Linked DNA regions of Mus musculus: region 1 is linked to region 2. The links are chromatin loops, found by intact Hi-C in ENCODE. Cell type or tissue: heart. All regions are shown on one strand.

Region 1 (5,000 bases), 190 kb after region 2:
GGCTTCATTTGGAAATGACATTGAAACAGAGCTGTGGCAGATGAGGAAGGGCATATCAAGTAGAGAGGTGGGAGGCCAGAGAAAAGTGTTTGGATGAGGGAGGTTATCACAGAGAAATGGAGATAGAATTGGATCTTGCAAGCACATTGCTCCACAAGAGGTATGGATACCATTTTGATTGCGTGGCTGGGGATGGCCGAGAGGCATGCCTGTCACCGTTTGAGAGCTTGCCTCTGAGGTCCTCCCTGATTTTCACTTGTACCATGAGGTAAACATATTAGGTTTTCAAATAACTCTGATTTAACAATTATCTTTTTGACACTGTTACAGGAACTGGAAATATTGTGGTGTATGACACTATGTGGTTTCCTTTGAGTGTTCACATCAGTTATATTGTTTTAAAATGCCCCTCATGTAAGATATATTGCCAGCTTATCAAAATGGCCTCAAAAGTATATAAAAATACACATCAGTATGCATGGGCGTGCATATAACATACATACATACACTCATGCACCCATATGCAATACCCACACACATGCAAACATATACCTCCCTTTGGAGAAGCTAGAAACAGTTTAGATCAGCCTGAGGTGTCAAGACTTAGGCCAACGTGAGGAGATTAAGTCACTGGTTTCCTTAGTAGACTTCAATTCTTGATTCTTCCTCATGCTCACTAACTAGATAGTAGAGGGTTTTTTTGTTTTTGTTTTTGTTTTTTTGTCTGTTATTTGTTGAGCCTAGCATAACTGTCCTCTGAGAGGCTCCACTCAGCATCTGACCAAAACAGATGCAGAGACCCACAGCCAAACATTAGACAGAATTCCTGAAGTCTTGTGAAAGAGTTGGGGGAAGGAGTGAGGAAACTGAAGAGAATAGGGCTCCGCAGGAAGACTAACAGATTCAACACTAACCCTTGGGAGTTCCCAGAGACTGAACCATCAACCAAAGAGCATCCAAGGGCTGGACCTAGGCTCCCTGCATGTATGTAACAGATGTGCAGCTTGGTCTTCATTCAGGAGCCACAACTGGAGCGGCAGAAGGTGGTGTGTGTGTGTGTGTGTGTGTGTGTGTGTGTGTACTGGCTAGTTTTGTGTCATCTTGACACAGCTAGAGTTATCACAGAGATACAGCTGTAAGGCATTTTCTCAGTTAGAGATCAAGGGGGGAGGTCCCCTTGTGGGTGGTGCCATCTCTGGGCTGGTAGTCTTGGTCCTGTAAGAGAGCAAGCTGAGCAAGCCAGGGGAAGCAAGCCAGTAAAGAACATCCCTCCATGGCCTCTGCATCAGCTCCTGCTTCCTGACCTGCTTGAGTTCCAGTCCTGACTTCCTTTGGTGATGAACAGCAGTGTAGAAGTGTAAGCTGAATAAACCCTTTCCTCCACAACTGCTTCTTGGCCATGATGTTTGTGCAGGAATAGAAAACCTGACTAAGACAGGGGACTTACCCTGATTCTGTTGCCTGCCTATGGATCCTGCTCCCCTAACTGGGGCAACTTGTCTGGCCTCAGTGGTACAGGAGGTGCCAAGTCCTGCACTAACTTGAGGTGTCAGCGTAGGTTGATACCCAGGGTGGACCTCCCCCTTTTAAGAAGTGGAGGGGAGGATGGGATGGCTGGAGGAGCTATGTAAGGCAGGGGCTGAGTGGAGGGTCCGTGATTGGGATGAAAAGTGATTACGTGAGTGAATATATTAATGGGGAAAAGGAGTAGTTTTGTTTGTTTTTTGGTTGCCATGTTTTGTTGATGTTGTTTCCTCATGAAGAGAAGACTGTAAAGTTGCAATATTTAGAACTTTGAGGTATTAAGTCTGTTGGTGATAAAGTCCAGACTTCTTCAAAGGTAAAGGAAACTAGAAAATCTACTCTGGCTACGGTTTTATGCTTAAAACCCAACAAGCAACATTACATTGTGATATTAACACAGATAATATCACCGTGTTTCATAGTGGCAGAAGAAAAATGTCTTTTGGGACACATTAGGCCATTAGCAAAGAGGAGGTCTTTAAATTCCTGTGTTTTAAAAAGCAGGATATGCTGAGTTGTAATGGAACCAAATTAAACCAGGAAATAGGGGCCATTTCTTGGCCTCTCCCTCCCCTTGTCAGGGCAATAAACGCTTGTTATTAGAATGCAAACAGAAAGCATTTTACCAGAGGGCAAGTTTGTTCTGTGATCTTTCAGGAAATTAGAGAAGCAAATCTGTTTAAACTTTCCCTTTTTGCTCTCCGCGATGCTCCATCACACAGGACTCTAAGCCTGCCTGCTTGGCAAATTGCTGCTTTCAACAATGGGGAATACCATTCTTGACAGATAAAATAGAGGTTAATGGGACAGAAAGCAGCACACCACAACCAGCTGCCAAGTCCACAGGCAAAAGTTCCCTGGCAGCGATCCAGGGCAGCTCCAGTGGGGGGACAGGGTGAAGCAAGGTGTGGCTGGCATTGGAGGGTGATTTGATTTAGTCTTATTTGTGAAGCTTTTGGAAGGAATAAGGGACAGGGGAGGTAAAAAGATGCTAGACTAGATCCATCTCATGGTGTTCTCCTGATCTTCTCGCCCGTGTAATATGACCTCTATCATTTCAAGAATTAGTTCAGCTCGTGTTTCATATTCTGAGTGAGATAGCATTGGTTGGTTTCTTTCTGTGTTCTGATGCTTGGTACAATGCCTGAGGTCCCTGATGGCAATCGGTACCCATTTGTGCCAGGAGTGGCTATCATACACTGTGCTGGGGCTGCAATTAGAAATCCAAACATTTATAATTGTATAATAGCTGTCAGAGGAAGCCCACAAGCCAGGGGCTAAACAGGGAGGGGCACTTCATTTTCTTCTCTTTATCTAAGATTCTTTTAGGAAATAAGAGATGCAAATCCATTTGTACTTTCTCAATGCGATTCTCACTTCTCAGATGACCGACGATATCTCTAGTTCCCTGCAAGATGACTAACTTGCCCCATATCTCCAGTAAGTGTCATACTTGGCCGTGAACTTGGGTTAAATTAATCATAGAACTTTCTCTTTGTGCCAGATGGTGTAGGAGGAAGGTCCAGGCTGATTCTCCTCTTCTTGTGAGGTGCACCCATTCTGTTGGAACTTACGTGCTAGAGGGGAAATGTACTTTCTCTTACCCTTTGAGTTTCTCCAGTCTTTGTACAAGATCTCCCCCTCCCATGTCCACTTTGAATGTGTCCAGTTATGAAGGATCTGCATTTTGAGAATTTAGCACCTGATCACTGAGCCGCTTACACCACAGTGGGCACTCTCTTGGCAACCCGACGGCAGGTCAGTCCTATACTAGCTTTTCTTGGGGAGACATGATCAAAGATCTCTGTAGGGCAGCAGTGCCAGATCCCACCCAAATCTAGGTTGGGGGACCAAGTTTTTTCAGGCTTATCCGCAGGAGTATCATTACAGGTGATGGACAGCAGGAATGTGAATGATTCTCCAAAAGTCCCACCAGAGCCAAGGTGACCTCCTGAAAGTGCATAGACTGCATCGGTTGTGATTTATAAAACAGTACAGTGCAGTGGGAGGGAGCATCTTTGTAGGTCCATGCCCAAGAATCCCCCTAAGCAATCAAGTCATGTGGCAGACCTAATATAAAGAAAATGTATTGATGGGGGAAGGGAAGGGTGCCTGGAGAGATAGATAGATAGATAGATAGATAGATAGATAGATAGATGATAGATAGATAGATAGATAGATAGATAGATAGATAGACAGACAGACAGACAGACTAAGAAGTAGTCTTTTTATATACCTGACTCCTGGCTCTACCTGCTGACAGAGATGCAAGCTGTTGCTAGGTAGCTGTTGGGGGGAGCCTAGCAGAATTGTTTGGAAGCCAACAGCACCCCCTTCCCCTTCAGTTAATCTTCTATCTCCTGAGACCACCACATGAACTCAAGAATAGAAGAACTCAGAAGTCACAGCTATGTCAAAGATTCCACAAAGTAGATTGACTGGTTTGTGCTTCACACTTGTGGAGGGTTGGGAGGGTAGAAGTGTTGCAAGAACATTATCTTGAGCTACCCATAGCTCCATCATTCACTGTGTTGACCTCTGTGTCTGACCTTGTGACAATCGAGTGAAACATTAGATTAACAGACCACTAGCTTCCACTAACCCAAAAGCTTAGAATGTGGTCAGATAGTATTTGAAGCCTGTGGCAGAGACTGTCCTATTCTGCTGTAACCAGCTTACCTATGTGCCCATCAAGTATTTGAAAAGTGCCTTGACTTATAACTTTCTCTTTTTTCCCCCTGTAATTAATAGTTTCATGAAAATATTGCCTGCTTGGCGTATGGTATCTGCATTAACCCAAGTCCTTGTTTCTAGGTCACGGTCTCTCATAGTCAGCTCCAGAATAAAGTCGCTTTTCTCCCCTTAGTAATGGAAGCTGCACTCCCACATTAATGGCCACTACAGCTGGAGCAGAATTACATACAGCAGGAGGGCACATGGGTACAGGAGGCAAGAATCTCCGAGGAGGGTTGTCTTAGTCAGGGTTTCTATTCCTGCACAAACACCATGACCAAAAAGCAAGTTGGGGAGGAAAGGGTTTATTCGGCTTACATTTCCATACTGCTGTTGATCACCAAAGGATGCAGGACTGGAACTCAAGCAGGTTAGAAAGCAGGAGCTGATGCAGAGGCCATGGAGGGATGTTCTTTACTGGCTTGCCTCCCCTGGCTTGCTCAGTCTGCTCTCTTATAGAACCAAGACTACCAGCCCAGAGATGGTCCCACCCACAAGGGGCCTTTCCCCCTTGATCACTAATTGAGAAAATGCCTTAGAGTTGGATCTCATGGAGGCATTTCCTCAACTGAAGCTCCTTTCTCTGTGATAACCCCAGCTGTGTCAAGTTGACACAAAACTAGCCAGTACAAGGGTCAAGTGGCCCTGCCCATCCCTCCTCCTATGAAGGACTCTTGGGATGACCCTGACTTGCTGGGGGTCTTTATCTGGAATCAGCTGCAACTCTGTTTAAGATGGCAATG
Region 2 (5,000 bases):
CAGCTACCTCCAGTAGCTTCTTAGTTCGTGGTAGGCTTCATGAGCCCCTCCCTGCTCTGTGCTGGGATTTTGACTTCTGGTTTGTGGGTTCAGTCCAGCAGATGGTGTTCTGCTGCAGACACCTACCACCCCTGTCCTCTTCTGCAGTAGTCCCCGAGGCTTTCAAGGATGTCCTATTTAGAGCCTGTCAGTTCACATTCTCTTATTCTCCGAGGCCGAATCACTTGTGGATCTCTGTATTAATATCCATCTATTCCAAATGAAGCTTCCGTGATGAGAATTGAGAGAGGCAGTAACCCATGGGTATGAAGATAAGAACTTCACAGTGGGGCAGGTCATAGTATTAGATAGTCCCCTGGGGCTATGGCCTTGCCAGCCACAGGTGTTTAGCCAGTTAGCAGTGCCAAGCAAGCTTCCATCTTTTAGAACAGGCTTTAAATCCAGTCAGAAATTTGATGCATGATATTTGTGCAACTCTTGGTCCAGTGGACACACCTTTATGGGCCAGTCCTTACTGTAGCTCTCAGCCTCCACAGCTGGTTATGATTGCTGAACATTTTCTCCTTCAGTGATATAAATAGAACCTTCTAGAACTGTGAGAGCTAGCAAGTAGGGATGAAGCTTCCAGGCCAGTGCCAGCATGATTTCTTTACAGATTCTTACAAAACTTGCTGCAGATATTGTTCTTGTTTATCTTGTGTGGTCAGTGAGCTTACAATCAAAACATCTCACACCCCACACACACACTGGATCAGTGAGTTAAAGAAGTAAAAGTTGTATTTTCTATTGGAACATTAAAGTTGTGCAAAGAAAAATGTATGTAACCTGGCTCCTTGTTTTAAGTTTTGTTATTTTAATAATAGAAGAATTTCAGTGGCCATAAGATCTCAGTTTGGTGAGTCTGGGCATGGTGGTAGACATCTGTAACTCACAACTCTGGAGGCCACAGCAAGATCTCAAGTTGCATACCAGCCCAGTTTTACACTAAAGTTCACTGCATAAACCCAGGGCTAACGACATAGCTGGCACTAAGAATATTCTTTGTCTGTGGTCTCATAAAGCATAGGCTGCTGAGCTGTATGAGCTAGGACAGCCTGGGCTCACAGGGATGTGTGAGCTGTATGAGCTAGGACAGCCTGGGCTCACAGGGATTTGTGGGCCTGTCCTGCTCCTATGTGGGTGAGCATTCGAGCCCAGATCCTCATGCCCACCCAGCAAGTGCTCAGATCCAGGGAGCCATCTCAGCTTTATAACTTTCTATTGTTTTGGATTGTGTTCATTTGTGTATGTATCTCCTTGTGGGCGTGTGCACGTGGATGCATATGTCTGTGGAGGCTGACGGCATTGGAGTCCCCTGGAGCTGGAATGACAGTACAACTCAACTCAATCTTCTTCCGAGCCGTCTCAGCTCCAGGAGTCTGGATTTTGTGGTAGCAGTGGAACTCTTGAAACCTCTGCCTCCTAGGCTTATTCTTGACACAGAGGGGATCTAGTCTATATTAGAGGACCAAGGGCTGTGATTATCTTTCCTTCCACTCTGAGAATGAACAAGTCTTTAAAGTGGAGTGTTTGTCAATCAGAGAAAACATGGCTACAGTTTAATAATGAACAAATACCGCTTATATTACGGTCATGCACCAACTGCTCCATATACCATTGCTGGAAGGCTAAGGTGACAAAGAACCAACTTGTTGGGCTTCTTCTGGTTTTAAAAGTTTTTTGGGTTTGACTAGAGAGCTAATCAAACTGGGAACTCTTTAAAGGTTTAAATCAGAATTAAAAAACAAACAACAACAAACCCTGAGCTTACGTGGCTGGGTTGTTTTATTTTCAGCTGTGTACTTTCAGCAATAATCAAATAAAAATTTTGATGTAAAAATTTATTGGCTTTATTCATTTTACAAAACATAGTTACACGCATGAAGGTTTTTGGGCTAGTGTCCCTGAGAGCAGTCACCAGCAGTACTTCCTAAGATGTAGTTGGTAGGTATGTTACAGTCTTCACCCAAAAGAGGGCAGTAGAGTGCTGTGTTTTATCCTAGGTTTATCTTGAACTAGCTGGTGAATCACAATGCCAGGCTTCCTTGTGTTCTTGACTTTAAAACTGAAGTTACCCTGCTGAACACCCGTGTGCTTTCCTTTGTCTCTATGGTATAGTTACTATACTTTCCTTTGTCTCTATAGTATAATTACTATACTTTCCTTTGTCTGTATAGAATACTTATATTCCAAGGAAGCTGCTGTACACCTGGCACAGTTCCAGCAGTTGAACATTGTTCTGACTTCATTTGTTTTTCTACAAGTAAAAGGGAAAAAGTTTGAACAGTTTTCAGTAATCCAGACATAGGGAATTCATGGGCATGAATGTGGTGGATTAGTCTTGCTGATCGGGTCTTTGAGGCTTGTTACTTGGGCTGGTTGATTATTTTACAAACAAGAAAAGTGGATTATTTAAAAGGCCAAATTATTCCTCTGCCTGGCCCTTAGCCATCATATGAGTTTATGGCATAAAGTAATTACTTCATAACACATGGCTCTTTCTTTTAATTAATTAGTTAATTAATTTAATGTACGTGAATACGCTGTCACTGTTTTCATGCACACCAGAAGAGGGCATCAAATCTCATTACAGATGGTTATGAACCACTATGTGGTGGCTGTGAATTGAACTCACGACTCTAGAAGAGTAAACAGTGCTCTTAACCCCTGAGCCATCTCTCCAGCCCCCAGCTCTTTCTTTTATACGTAGAGTTGGATGGAAGTTGAAAAGTGTCTTAATGTGTCTAAGTTAAACAGTGTCTGATTCAGCGCCGCCTCCATATCACTCTTCATCAGGTTTCTCTCCATGACTTGCTCAGTCTGCTTTCTTACAGAACTCAGGACCACGGGGCCACAATGGACTGGATCCTCCCCAGTCCATCACCAATTAAGAAATTGCTCTACATACAGGTTTATCTACAGTCCAATCTTAGGAAGGCATTTTCTCAACAGAGGTTCCCTCCTATCAAATGACTATAGCTGTGTCAAGTTGCCACAAATAGTAGCTCACCAGATTGATCCCTTGTCAAGTTGACACACAAACACATTACTGTTAAGACATCACGTTTTCTTTCTTGTTTACTCGCAATATCACACATTAATAAGTATCACAAATAAAAACCACAGCACACACTTGAAAGTCCCACCGTCTTTACAAATTTGAACACTTTAAAAGTTCAGACTCTAAAATGGAAAAATTCAAAGTTTCTTTTAAAAGTCTCTGTAAGACTCTAAAAGTTTCTCTTTAAAAGTGTAAAATCTCAACCATGGGCCCCTGTAAGATCAGAGTAAGCTAAATAGTTTCTTATTCCAGGGAGGAGTGACCATGGTGGCGCAGTCACAATCTGAACAAAGCAAATGCAGACACCAACAGTGTAAAATCCCAGTGTCTCCGTCTGGGCCTCACTCCCCATCTCCTGGGCTCCTCCCAAGGGCCAGGTCACCTCTCCAGCTCTACCCTCTGCCACACCCTGTTTCCCAAGCTCTGGCTCGCTCTGCTCTGCTGGTGCTGCTGTTCTTTGTGGACATCCCCTGGTACTGGAATCTCCAAAATGCTGGAGTCTTCTGCTGGAGCCTCTCCTCTGCTCTCTTCAGGGACTCCAGCCCTACCATATTGTGTGAAGTCTCAATTCTCCATGACCCCTTCATGCCTTCAAAACCAGTACCACTGGGAAGACTCACTCTAGTTTGGCACAGGGTACCTTTGTAACACAGCTTTCGGGCAATCACCCCGAGGATATGATTCAATGCTGCTGCTGCCCCCCCCTTCCCTCCCACTTCTACTACCTTCCCTTCCCTCTCCCCTCCCCCTTTCCCTCCCTCTCCCATCCGCCCCCCTCTTTAAATAGAAGGAAGTATTTAATTGGGTTTACCATTTAGGAGAGTCCATGATGGCAGAGTGAAGGCATGGGTTCAGGAGCATCTGAGAGCTCGTATCTCTGACTGCAGCAGAGGTAGACAGCTGAGAGTGGCCCAGGACTTTCGAAAACCTTAAGGCCTGTCCCCAGAGACACTCCTTTAACACAGCCAAACCTCCTGATCTTTCTCAAACGGCTCCATCAGCCGGGGACCAAGTATTCAAATATATGAGCCTGTGCATGCCATTCTCTATGCACAAACTCTGCATTATTCACTCATTTTCATCATGATGAGTGTCTAGGTTCTTTCTATACCTTAGGTGTTGCTGAAAAGGGAACAATAAGCATGAGTATAACTGTCTCTAAACCATACTAGTTTTAAATTCTTTTGGGTATATACCCAGAAGTGAGATTTCTCAGTCATATGGTAAATATAATTTTAGTTTTCTGGGGAACTTCCATCCATACCATTTCACAATAGGTGTAATAACAAAACTTCCACCATCTGTGTGTGACCTGAGATTTCATTTTCTCCACGTTTTATCTCTTATCCTTTCCTTTTTCCCACAGAATAACACAGCATAATAATTTATAGATAATTCTTTTTTGTAAGAAGGAATACATTCATAAATGGTAAACTATTTTGCAGCAAATACATAAAGCCATAACAAAGTCACTTATTATCAAAGATTATGTACCACACACAATTGTATGTGTGACTGGCACGTGGCTGACTTGTATTCACCCAACCTCACTGCAGACAGAGAAGCCGTGCACTGGACTGCAGCATCACTGGGGAGAGGAGGTTGTCACCATGGTTACGGTTCTATGCTGTTGTGTGTGCAGTCCATGTTTGGCCGCAGTGTCATTATGTTCATGCGTGGTTTAGAAGTGCAGTGCTCTAGAGTGCAGTAGATAGTTTAATACCTAAATGCTTGGTCATGACTTCCCCTTCACTTGTAGCCATAATGAAGGTGCTGCTGTGTGAAGGTAACTCCTGCATTCTGAAAGGCAGATGTCATCAAGAACACTACAACAATGGCTGAAGGAACACTAGCATTTAAATGTTCTGGAGCCATCTCTGGGCCAGCCCCATGTCTCCAG

Evidence for each region. A loop is a pair of places that touch in the nucleus more often than their neighbours do. Peaks named below come from ENCODE experiments on the same cell type or tissue, not always from the same donor. Only the 100,000 strongest peaks of a DNase experiment are listed, where the experiment ranks them.
Region 1: a loop joins it to region 2, with 3 times the contacts of the local background. A loop is called at or near these places in 8 of 42 quality-filtered maps.

Annotation. Positions count from the first base shown.
Region 1 is chr3:53,250,728-53,255,727 of GRCm38, reverse strand. The region is part of intron 3 of Lhfp (lipoma HMGIC fusion partner); the gene reads right to left. Among named protein-coding and RNA genes, the nearest start is that of Gm40048, 140 kb to the left of the region's middle. In heart, no CTCF peak of the experiment used is centred here; a DNase peak (open chromatin) is centred at 2,377.
Region 2 is chr3:53,445,462-53,450,461 of GRCm38, reverse strand. No RefSeq gene overlaps it. Among named protein-coding and RNA genes, the nearest start is that of Gm16206, 4.7 kb to the left of the region's middle. In heart, a CTCF peak has its summit at 2,001 (motif pointing right); no DNase peak of the experiment used is centred here.